2 separate regions of the Homo sapiens genome follow, and region 2 is linked to region 1. A link is a loop called in an ENCODE intact Hi-C map of the cell type or tissue named here. Cell type or tissue: MCF 10A. All regions are shown on one strand. Links, peaks and the distances in the headings refer to the core of each region. The heading gives the core; the rest is flanking DNA.

The links. Peaks named below come from ENCODE experiments on the same cell type or tissue, not always from the same donor. Only the 100,000 strongest peaks of a DNase experiment are listed, where the experiment ranks them.
Region 2: it touches region 1 in a loop (9-fold over the local background); 8 of 110 quality-filtered maps call a loop at or near these places.

What each region holds. Positions count from the first base shown.
Region 1 is chr1:41,237,746-41,243,129 of GRCh38, reverse strand. SCMH1 (Scm polycomb group protein homolog 1) reads left to right here and starts at 824. Exons shown (of 16, transcript NM_001394311.1): 1 at 824-1,071. It overlaps SCMH1-DT (SCMH1 divergent transcript), which reads right to left and starts at 772. Exons shown (of 3, transcript NR_186015.1): 1 at 424-772. RefSeq lists silencers at 514-913, 954-1,503, 1,604-1,763 and an enhancer at 2,084-2,263. In MCF 10A, for the core only: a CTCF peak has its summit at 2,681 (motif pointing right); DNase peaks (open chromatin) are centred at 1,729 and 2,709.
Region 2 is chr1:41,119,833-41,125,216 of GRCh38, reverse strand. The region is part of intron 6 of SCMH1 (Scm polycomb group protein homolog 1); the gene reads left to right. Among named protein-coding and RNA genes, the nearest start is that of SLFNL1, 100 kb to the right of the region's middle. In MCF 10A, for the core only: a CTCF peak has its summit at 1,947 (motif pointing right); a DNase peak (open chromatin) is centred at 1,846.

The DNA of each region.
Region 1 (5,384 bases), core at 261-5,260:
ATTTATATTGCACTGTATTTTCAAGCAGCCAAAACAGAAGTCAAGACGTCAGTTTCCTAAGCTGCTAAAATGATGTGGTGGTTAAACCAATTGTGTGCCAGGCGCAGTGGCTCACGCCTGTAGTCCCAGCGCTTTGGGAGGCTGACGCAGGAGGATCACTTGAGCCCAGTAATTTGAGGTTACAGTGAGCTATGATGGCGCCACTGCACTCCGACCTTGGGGACAAAGTGAGGCTCCATCTCTAACAAAACAAAAATAGAATTGTGTAGCCAACATGGCTGGTGGGCCTGGAAGAATGAGCCTGTGCATTGTACCTGGCCCATCACGGGCTCAGTGCGTACTCGTTGAAGGGATCACCACAGGGAGGACCGAGGACGCTGACACTCCCTAGGGCATCCAAGCACCAACTCATCTCTCACCTACCCTCCGGGTGCAGTGCTATCGTGTTGGAGAAGAGGCCCCTGGGTGGCTGTGCGAAGTAACTCGCCCAAGGTCACCACACGGCCAGCCACTAGCCCGGCGGGAGTCGCCCGAGGCGAGGCCCACGTCAGCCGGTCTTGGGGGCCCGACCGGTGGCTCCTCCACCAGCCCCACGCGGCCTCAGAGCGGGCTACTGGCGTCCTCGAGATTCGAACCCGAGTCCTCGGCCTCGTCCCCGCCCTCGCGCCCTCTCAGGCCTCAGTTTTCCCATCTACAGGACGCAGACCGGAGAGCTGGTCCGGGCGCCAACTGGGCCCCCGGACCCGGGTCGGCAGGCCGGCGGGGTACGGCCGGGCCGGGTTCCCGCGCGCCCTCCCTCCTCCAGCGCGCCGCCCCGCCCCCCGCGCGAGCCCAACGGCCGAGGCGCGCGCCACCTCGCAGCGGGAGGCGCGGGGGAGGGGCCGGGGGAGCCCCCGCCCCGCCCCCCGCCTCAGCCGCCACCGCCAGCTCGGTGGAGCCCCCCGCCGCCCGCCCGCCGCTCTCCCGAGCCGCCCGCCCGCCCCCTTCCCGCGTCTCCGCTCCCTCCCTGCGCAGCGGAAACATGGCGGCGGGAAGAGAGTGAGCCGCCCCGCGCCCCCGCCGCGCCCTCAGGTAAGCGCCTCGCGGCCGCCTCCGCCCGCCTAAGAGCTCGTGCCCTGAGGGGCCGCCTGGGGCCAGAAGGCGGTGGCGGGACCTGCGCAGCCGCTGCGCCTGCTCCCCCGGGCCGGGGTCAGCCTGTCCGTCTGTCTGGCCGGCCTGCCAGTCTGTGGTCCGCGCGGGGCTGGGCCCTTTCTCGGCCGTGTCAGCCCGGCCCCGAGCCCGGAGGCCGGCTCTGCATCTGCGGTCGGGCGGGCGGGGCCCACGGTCCGGTCGCGGCCCTGACGCCGCCAGGACTGCCCGGGGGCCCCGGCACGGGAAACCCAAGGCCGGGGGCCCTTTGGAGGGTCGGCGTGGGGGCGGTCCGTATAGGTCGCCGTGTCTGGCCGGCGGGGCCGGGTGGGCCGGGGCAGGCTGGCTGGGGGCCGAGGGCCGGGCGGCGGCGCGACCCCGTCTGCGCGGGTCAGTCGGTCCCCTCCGGCGCCAGAGGTGGGAATGCCTGTGATTCTGGCTGGCCGGGTCCCGGTTCGGGGAAGGCAGAGACAGAGGTCGACGGGGCGGCGTGGCCCCCACCGAGAGCTGGGGCGCCTAGGGCCCGGAGCTGTCAGCAGCGTCCTGGGGGCTGGGCCCCGGCTGGCCGACTCACGTGTGCCGCCTGCCCCAGTGCCCCGCCGGAAACGGGCAGGGAGAGCGGCCCCGCACCGAAGTGAGCCACAGCGGCCCTGGGGGCCAGACACGTGGGCACAGTTGTGTGCCAGCCCGAGAGCATCGAAAGTGGTATCCAGCCGATGGGTGAACCCCGGAATATCTCCTGACTGGAAGAGAATTTAAAAGTCATCTAGGGGCGCTTTCTCCCATCCCATGCCAAAGTGACTTTGAAAATCCCCAAATCCCCCCGATAATTTGACGAGCCCGTTTGGAACCTCTTCCAGTGATCCGAAGCGAATCTCTTTAAAGGAAACCCATTCTGTTCCTGGACACATTTGGTTATAAGTTGAAAGAAACAGCTGGCTCCCATCCTTCCTAGTTCTTTTCCCTTATGGGAAGCTGTTAAGATATCTGAAGATAGTAATCATGTCCCCTGAGTCTTCACTTCCACTTTCTTCAGTTGTCTCTCATCTGCTGTGGTTCTCTAAACTGTCCTCTGGATGAGCTTTAGTTTCCCCCATCCCCTTAAAGGAGAGTTTCTTAAAAGTGATCCTGGAGACAAAACGTAGTAAGTTTCTCTAAGAAACAGCCCCAAGGATTGACCTGCTTAAATCAAAAGTACTCTAGATTCCCTTCCTCATTTCTGTACTGTATTTTGAACTTAAAAAAAAAAAAAAAAGAAAACATTTAGTAGTGTTTGTTCAAACAAACTAAAAGACATCTTATTTTGTGGAAATTTGGGGGTTTCCTTCCTTTTAAAAAATGTCTATAAACACTTTATCAAATGTTGCTAACTAATGTACATCAAAATGTTTTGTTGAAGTGTAATGTGCCAGGCAAATAGAATAGCTCTTTTTTTTTTTTTAAACTCTGAAAAGGATTGAGACCTAGTTTAGTGCCAAACTGCAATTTTAATATTTGGTTGCAGAGGGAAATGCTTTATTACATTGAACTCTTTGCTCTAGTTCTAACTGCCAGCAGGAGGCCCAAAATTACTATGAAAGAGAACACTTTTTGTTGCTTACTTACCAACCTCCTAAACTCTTGCCTAAGCAACTCTGCAGGTTAGTAATGTTTTAAGCCCAGTAGAGATGAGATGGCCTTGTAGATAAAAGGCCAGGCTCTTACATCTGGGATCCTGTTTAAGTACTAAGCAAAGTTTCAGTGTTTTTACAACTTAGACAAGCACATACCAGCAGTCAGAATTGGTTCTTTATTTTTGTTCTTAAGCCTTCATTTTTTAAATTGGTCAATAGTTTTGAACTTTGTAGCACATATGTCAAGTTTTGATTTTAGGTATGTTTGTGCAAATGTTGTTCCCTTTTATGTAAGTTGGGTAAACATTTGCATAGCACCATTCTCAATGGAACTATACAGATCCAGAGGAAAGGCCCTGATTCCTTCCTTGCAAAGGACTTGGAGTGAAAGGTAGAGGATACTTAACTATGAGAAAGAATTGATGTGAATATCCCACTGAAAATTTAAACTTAGGGCTGGATGCAGGGGCTCATGCCTATAATCCCAGCACTTTGGGAAGCTGAGGCAGGCAACTCTTTGAGGCCAGGAGTTCTGGACCAGCCTGGGCTACGTAGCAAGACCCTGTCTCTACAAAAAATAAAAATAAAAATATAGCTGGGCATGATGGTGTATGTCTGTAGTCTCAGCTACTCAGGAGGCTGAGGCAGGAGGACCGTTTGAGTCAAGGAGTTTGAGGCTTCAGTGAGCCATGATCACGCCATAGCAAGTGACAGAATGAGACCCCATCTTTTAAAAAAGAAAAGAAAATTGGTATGTTCTAACCTTCACTGTACACTTATGTACCTACTATGGGTCAAGCACTATGCTATGTACTGTGCTCAGCTGGGTTTACAAAGATTTCCAATCTTGTGGAGCTGGTAAATTAGATGCTTAAATAGATTATCTCAGAATAAAAGATGAGAACTACGCATAGCTGAGATATACAAGGTGAGAGTAAAGGTTGCCCAAAGGTGAGGGCACTTAGACTAGCCTAGGAGTTAAAGGAAGGCTTTGGGAAGAGATGATATCTGACCCAAATCTTAAATGGTAGGTAGGAGTAAGTGAGGCAAACATGAGCAGAAAGCGTCCTTCAAACAGAGAAAACAGCTTGAGCAAAGGCATCAATGTGAGAAAAGGAATGGCTTGCGTAGAGAACCACAAACAGTTTGGGACTGCTAGGAATATAACAATAAGTGATGAGTTGTAAGGCTGGAAATACAGTCAGAGGCCATGTCGTGGTGGACCTTGTATGCATAAGTATCCTAAAATCAATTCAGTAGGTGTTTTTTTTTTATTTTTATTTAATCACTGGAAGGTGTCTATCAGACATGGTTGAAGTAACATTTTTAAAATGTGGTCATAGGGATGAAGAGAAAGAAATGAATCTGAGAAAATGTATAAGGCTTTAATGATTGATTGTATGTGCAGGTGAGAGGGTGAGGAGTCCCGTGTGATGCTCAGGTTTTTGCCTTGGATGACTAAGGAGGATATGTTGGTAATTTTAACTGAGACAGGAAACGATGATGAGTTCAATTCTGGACTTGAAGATTTTCAATTTCTTGAGTTAGATCAGTGAGCAAATATAGTGGAAGTAAGCTGAGAAAAAAAAGAGGTGTGGTCAGAAAGTGGAATATCGGAGTTAAGTTGTCTGATATTGGGACTGTTCTAGGTGACAGCGAGGTCTCTGTGTATGGGTAGCTAAAATACAGCAGAGGCGAAGGTCAGTAAAGCTGAGTATGACAAGGAATTTGGAGGCTAGTGTATTGAATGAGTCATCTGTGTAGAGAGTGAAGTGATTGAGGATGATGGGATGTGGGGAAGAGAGAAAGATGTGACCCAGGTGCAGTAAAGATAGGGGATTAATCAGGAGGGTGGTAGATGACAGATGAGGAGGTGGGGTAGAGAGTTATATAGCCAGATGGTGCAAACCTTGAAGGAGGAGGGGTTTTTAAACACAAGAGTGAGAAGGTAATAGTTTTTTTACTTTTCCTTCCTGGAAGCAGAGTTCTGATCTCTATCTTTATTCAGGACTCATATTAATCATTCTGTTTGCTCTGAAGAGTCTGTTCTTAGTCTTGGAAAGTGGGAGGGCACATACCTCATATTGAATCCTTTCTGCTAATACTTAATGACAAAGGGCAGTGGAGGTTTTTTCCTCTGATGATCATTAGTGGGTGGGTAGGGAACAATCAGATAAAGCAGTGAGGATATACCCATGGTTTTCTAGACAGAGTATAGTGGAAAGAGCCTAGGCTTTGGAGTTAGAAACACCAAAATTCAGATCTAGACTCTGTCACTTACTAGCTTTATGACTGTAAACAAATTATTTAGCCTCTGTGAGCTTCAGTGTCCTTATCTGTAAAAAATTTATACTTCATAGGATATCACAAATATTACATGAAAAAATATATACACACATACCACATAAAATCACAAGCGATTGGTGATTCATAGATACAAAGTAAATATTAGTTCCTTTCTTCCTTCATTTAAGGGGCTTATGCTCTGCTAGCTGAAATGAACCTTTTACATGCTTACCTAAGTTATAAAATAGAACATAGTGAGTACTCTAAGGGAGGTAGTAGCAAAGTGGTAAAGCAGTTCAGAGGAGGGAGCTGTCATTTCTAAGCATTTGGAAACAAGGTTGGGCTTCATTTCAAAAT
Region 2 (5,384 bases), core at 70-5,069, 120 kb after region 1:
GAATGAGAGAAAATTACTTTTTTGCAACTATTTTAATAATTGAGTCAGGCAAGAGTAACCAATAAATGCTTAAACTATTAGGTAAAAAAACATACTGAGGAATAGGATGTTCACAGTCTCAAAGTTTCTCTCCACTGATTGCCTGTAAATTACAAAGGGAAATTACAGTGAAGAACACTGTCAATCACCTCTTAACATGTGATCAAATTTTGTATCTTCAGTAATTAGACAAACTGACATTATGTGCCTCCTGCAGTATTGCAATGAGAAATACTCCACATCACCTGTATAATATTTTTTATCAAATCTCTTTAGCAGGCCAGGCCTAGCAGTTTATGCCTGTAATCAGAGCCAGCACTTTGGGAGGCTGAGGCGGAATGATTACTTGAGGCCAGAAATTCAAGACCAGCCTGGGCAATATAGCAAGTCCCCCATCACTACAAAAAATAGAAAAATTGGCCAGGTGTGGTGGTGCACACCCTTAGTCCTAGTTGCTCAGGGGGATCACCTGAGCCCAGGAGTTGAAGGCTGCTGTGAGCCATGATTGCACCACTGCACACCAGCCTGGGCAACAGAGAAAGACCCTGTCTCAAAATAAATAAATAAATAAATAAATAAATAAATAAGCTCTTCAGCATGAATGTAATTATGAGGAAACGATCAGAAGAAGTCCAAACTGTGGGACATTCTGTAAAACAATCCAGACTCTTCAAAAATGTCAGTGTCATACAAAGCAAACAAAAGGCAACAGGACTATTATACATGAATTCTACATTAAAGGAGACTGAAGAAACATGACAACCAATTGCAGTATGTGATTCTTGATTGGATCCTGTATTTAAAAATCAACAGTTTTAAAGAACATTTTAGGGACAAATGAGAATATTTTTAATTAAATTTCCTGAGTGTGATAATACTGCAATTTTGTAGGGGAATGTCTTTTTTCAAATATACTGATATATTTAGGGGTGAAGTGTCGTAACATCTCCAACTTTCATATAGTTCAGGGGTGGAAGCATTAATATATGTAGATGAAAAGCAGATGTGGGAAAATGGTAATAGTTGTTGAATCTAGTTGAAGGGTACATAATTGTTCATTATATAGTTTTTGCTATTTTCTCTAGGTTTATAACTTTTCAAAATAAAATTAAAAAAATAAAATTATTTATATATAATTGTACATATGTTTGTGTGTCCATGTTCCCCAGGCCTTCTCTGGACTTCTTTCTAGAGTTGCTGAATCAGAAGCTCTAGGTAATGGGGCTTGGGATTCTGCATGGCAAAATGGCTCTCCTGAGATACTGACACAACTGGTCTATATTTGGAAAACATTGCTCTGGAAGAGCATCCTTTTCCATTAAAATCTTGCATGGTGTATATGTATACGTATGTGTGTTCTGTTCTCATAAGGGATATTACTCTTTTGCAGTGGAGTCCTCCAAGGATAAAACATGTAGTAGAGTAGAATGATTCTCCTCAGTTATCTCAAAGCTGCCACTCTTCTCCTCACAGCTCCCTGTTATTACTGACTGATTCTTCTACTTAATACTGTGATTGTTTCTTCTAAAGAGGGCTGTCTAGAGCATAGTTCTCAAACTTGGCTACCTGTTAAAATCACCTAGGGAGCTCTTAAAATTTTCAGGGTCTAGGCCTTAACTTCAGATCAGTTAAATAGGGATTTCTGGGAGTGGATCTGATGTATTCTTTAATGTTCCCTAGGGGATTCCAGTCCAAGTTTGAGAGTCACTGAGCTGGAGTAGAAGCTAGCCTTTAATGAGGCCCCTAGTCAAGTGAGTCACGATCTCAGTGTAAACTGCTTACCCAGCAAATTTGGTCACATGCTTTAGTATATACAGTAACTTCAAAGGAATCCTTTGTATGTTTCTGTCACTGATCAATTCCTGGTGTGAATGCTCTTCTGTTACCTGCCACCAGAGGGCATGGACTATGATTAGATTATAGTCCTGCTGCTCCACATGTATGTATGTATGTATTGAGGCAGAGTCTCGCTGTGTCACTCAGGCTGGAATGCAGCGTCACAATCATAGCTCACTGCAGCCTCGACATCCCCAGGCTACAGCAGTCATCCTGCATGAGCCTTCCACGTAGCTGGGACTACAAGCACACACCACCACACCCAGCTAATTTTTTGTATTTTTTGTAGAAACAGGGTCTCACTGTGTTGCCCAGGCTGGTCTTTAAATTTTGGGCTGAAGTGATCCTCCTGCGTCAGTCTCCCAAAATGCTGCGATTACAGGTGAAAGCCACTGTGCCCGGCCTGCAGCTCCACTCTTAAATCCAGTTTCATCAGCTGGCCAGTTTAAAGAGATGGACCCTAGCTTATCCAGTGGTCCCATAGTCTTGGGAGCACCTAGAAGCACTTTAGAAGTGGTTCTTTATGAAGTTTTAAAAAATGAATCCTTGGTAAACACAGAGCACTTGCAGCCTGTGTTTGGAATTAAAAGAGATCTGACTTTGTAATATTAACTTAGCCACTCACTACCTTAGTTGTGTGACTACTGGTAAGTTGCTTTACCTTGACTTGTAACGTTGAGTTTCAGTGCCCTTACCTGCAAGATGATTAATAAATTCTTCCCCATGTTGTTTTTGTGGATTAAGTGGAATAACATAATAAAGCGTTCATCAATTCTTGGCACCCATTTAATAAATGGAGGGTTTTTTCCTTAATTCAATAAAACTATCAAGGATTTTGTATTCTAGTTGGAGAAGACATACACATTAAACTTTTTAAAAAGAAAATTCAGATGGTGATAGGGGCTAGGAATAAATAAGAAGGAAGCAGGATAGATTTAGGAGTCTATTTTGGGTAAAGTAGTCAAGGAACACCTTTCTGAGGAAGTGATGTCTCAGCAAATAACTAACTGTAAAGAGTTGATTAAAAGGTGTTTGAGGCAGAGGGAAACAGCTTGGTATATTTGAGAACAGAAAGACCAATGAATAGGGGTACAAGGGAGTGATAAGAGATGAGTAATGAGGAGTAAGCAAGGTCCAGATCATGTAAGCCTTGTAAACATGAATAATAAAGAGTTTAGATCTGTTTTGTGTTGTGAAATTTGAGCATAAGGTAATGTGACCTGATTTATATTTTTAAAAACATAACCATATTATTCTGGCTGCAAAAGTAGAGGGCTGAGGTCCAGTTAGAAGGCTGTTGGAGTTGTCTAGGCAAAGTTTGACTCTGGCTTAAATTAGGGTAATATAGCAGTAGAGATGGTGAAATGTGGGTCGATCTAGCATATATTAAGTGGGAAAGCCATCAAGACTTGCTGATTAATTGGGTTTGGTGGGTGATAGAAAGGGAAGAATCAAGGATGACTTCTAGTCTTTTAGGTCTGAGCACCTGGGTTTAATAAGGGGTGCCACCTATTAAACTGAGATGGGATAACTGGAGGAAAGAACAAGTTTGGAGGGAATAGTAGAATCAAGAGTACTGTCTTAAACTTATTCATTTTACGTTTTCTTAGACATCCAAGTAGAGTTATAGACTGAGGTAGTTGGATATATGAACATGAAACCCTGAGCAGAGGTTTTGGCTAGATATATAAATTGACAGTCATCATTTAACAGGAAGAAAGTGGGGACCAAGAAGAAGACAGAAGCAATGACTGAGCACTGAGGTGCTCTACATTTAGAGATTAGGATTTCCTCTTACCCACCTGTCCTTTTCCTTATAGACAGCCTAGGTCGTTGCCTAATTTGAATAGAGCCTCAAATTACTGTTTTCATCTTCCTTCTTTTCTCTCTTTCACAAGTTTATGACTCCAACCCTTCTTACCTAGAGACAGTGTGGTAGGACTGAGTGATAAAATATTTGACGATATTAATGTGATGATTAGTTATGAAAGCTCTGGAGACGGAGTAGTTGGGTTCAAATCCTGGCTCTGCTATTTACTAACTTACTAACTTTGGATATTTTACTTAATTTCTCTAAGCCTCAGTTTTTTCATCTATAGTTACAAAAATAATAGCCAATGTTTATCTAACTCCTGCCTGTATGCCAGGCAGTGTTTTAAGTCCTTTGCATGTATTAGCCTATTTAATCTTTAGAACAACCCATTGATTCTTATCCCATGCTGTTGTTGAGGAAACTGAAGCTAGAGAGAGGTTTTGTAATTTTCCAAAAGTTATGTACCTGGTAAGTGGCAAAGCTGGATTTAAATTCAGGCAGTCTGGCACCAGAAACTGCTACTCCTCTAGTATCTGATTCAGAATAGTAGTAGTGATCCACTGCAAATGCTTAGCACAAGGAGCTGGCTCATGATATGTGTACAATAAATGTTAACTTTTGGAGGCAACATAGTGTAATAAAAGAGATAGTGTAATAAACATAGTGTAATAAAAGAGAACCAAATAAGAAGTCCTGGGGTTCCAGCCTGACAGTGTAAGATTGGCTTGTGTGACCATGAACAAGTTTCTTAGCCTCTCTGGACTTCAGTTTCATCATCTGCAATGTAAGATCTTTGTACTTCATGGCCTCTGAGGTCCCTTTCAATGTTAAAATTATCTACTATCTATGATTGCCCAAGAATATTGAGGTAAATTATGGATATACTTGAATTTGAAGGGATAGAGTCCCACATCACCTAGCGGATTGAGGAATAAGATACCTTAGCAATTTCTTGGGTTCAAAATATTTCTGCTTTGCCCCTGTACTCTTGAAGAATCCTGCTGGTAGTGAAACATAGTAAAGAACCACAAAGTTTGGTATCCAACCACCATATATTGAAATCTGTCTCCGGCATTTACTAGCATGACCCTAGACAAGCTGCTTCTCTGAGTTTTCATTTTTTATCATCTGTAGAGTAGGGATAATAATAGTGCCTGCCCATGTTATTTCAAATATTGAGTAAGAAATGGCATATAAAATGTTTAATACATGGTAAGCATTCAATATATATTAACTATTATGATAATATTGTAATGATTTCCAAAGCTGAGAGGATTTTTTAGCTCCTTAAGCTTCAGATGAGATAGAAACCCCCCAGTAACCCCTACCTCAAAAATGGAATTGGGAATTACATGGCTAGGCACTCTAGTCATTGATAACTATAGGCATTAAACCTGAATTTTCTAATTGTGCAGGCCTCCCTATACCAAGGTGTATAGACCACTTCTCTAAAACAGTAGTGCCTTGCTTTACCTTATCCATAGGTGTACCAAACCACTCATGGCAAAGCTGCTCTGGGTTTGGCTTGCTTCAGCCCTTCCCTGACCTAAGGAGAGTTGTTTTCCCACATAAACACCACGCTTGAATTTCTGGAGGGATTTAATTTTTTTAAACCATTGTCAAAAGAAGAGTAGCAGTTAAAAACCCAGCTCAAACCAGATTAGAGAGGGAAAAAAGGAGGAGGCAGGAATTATTA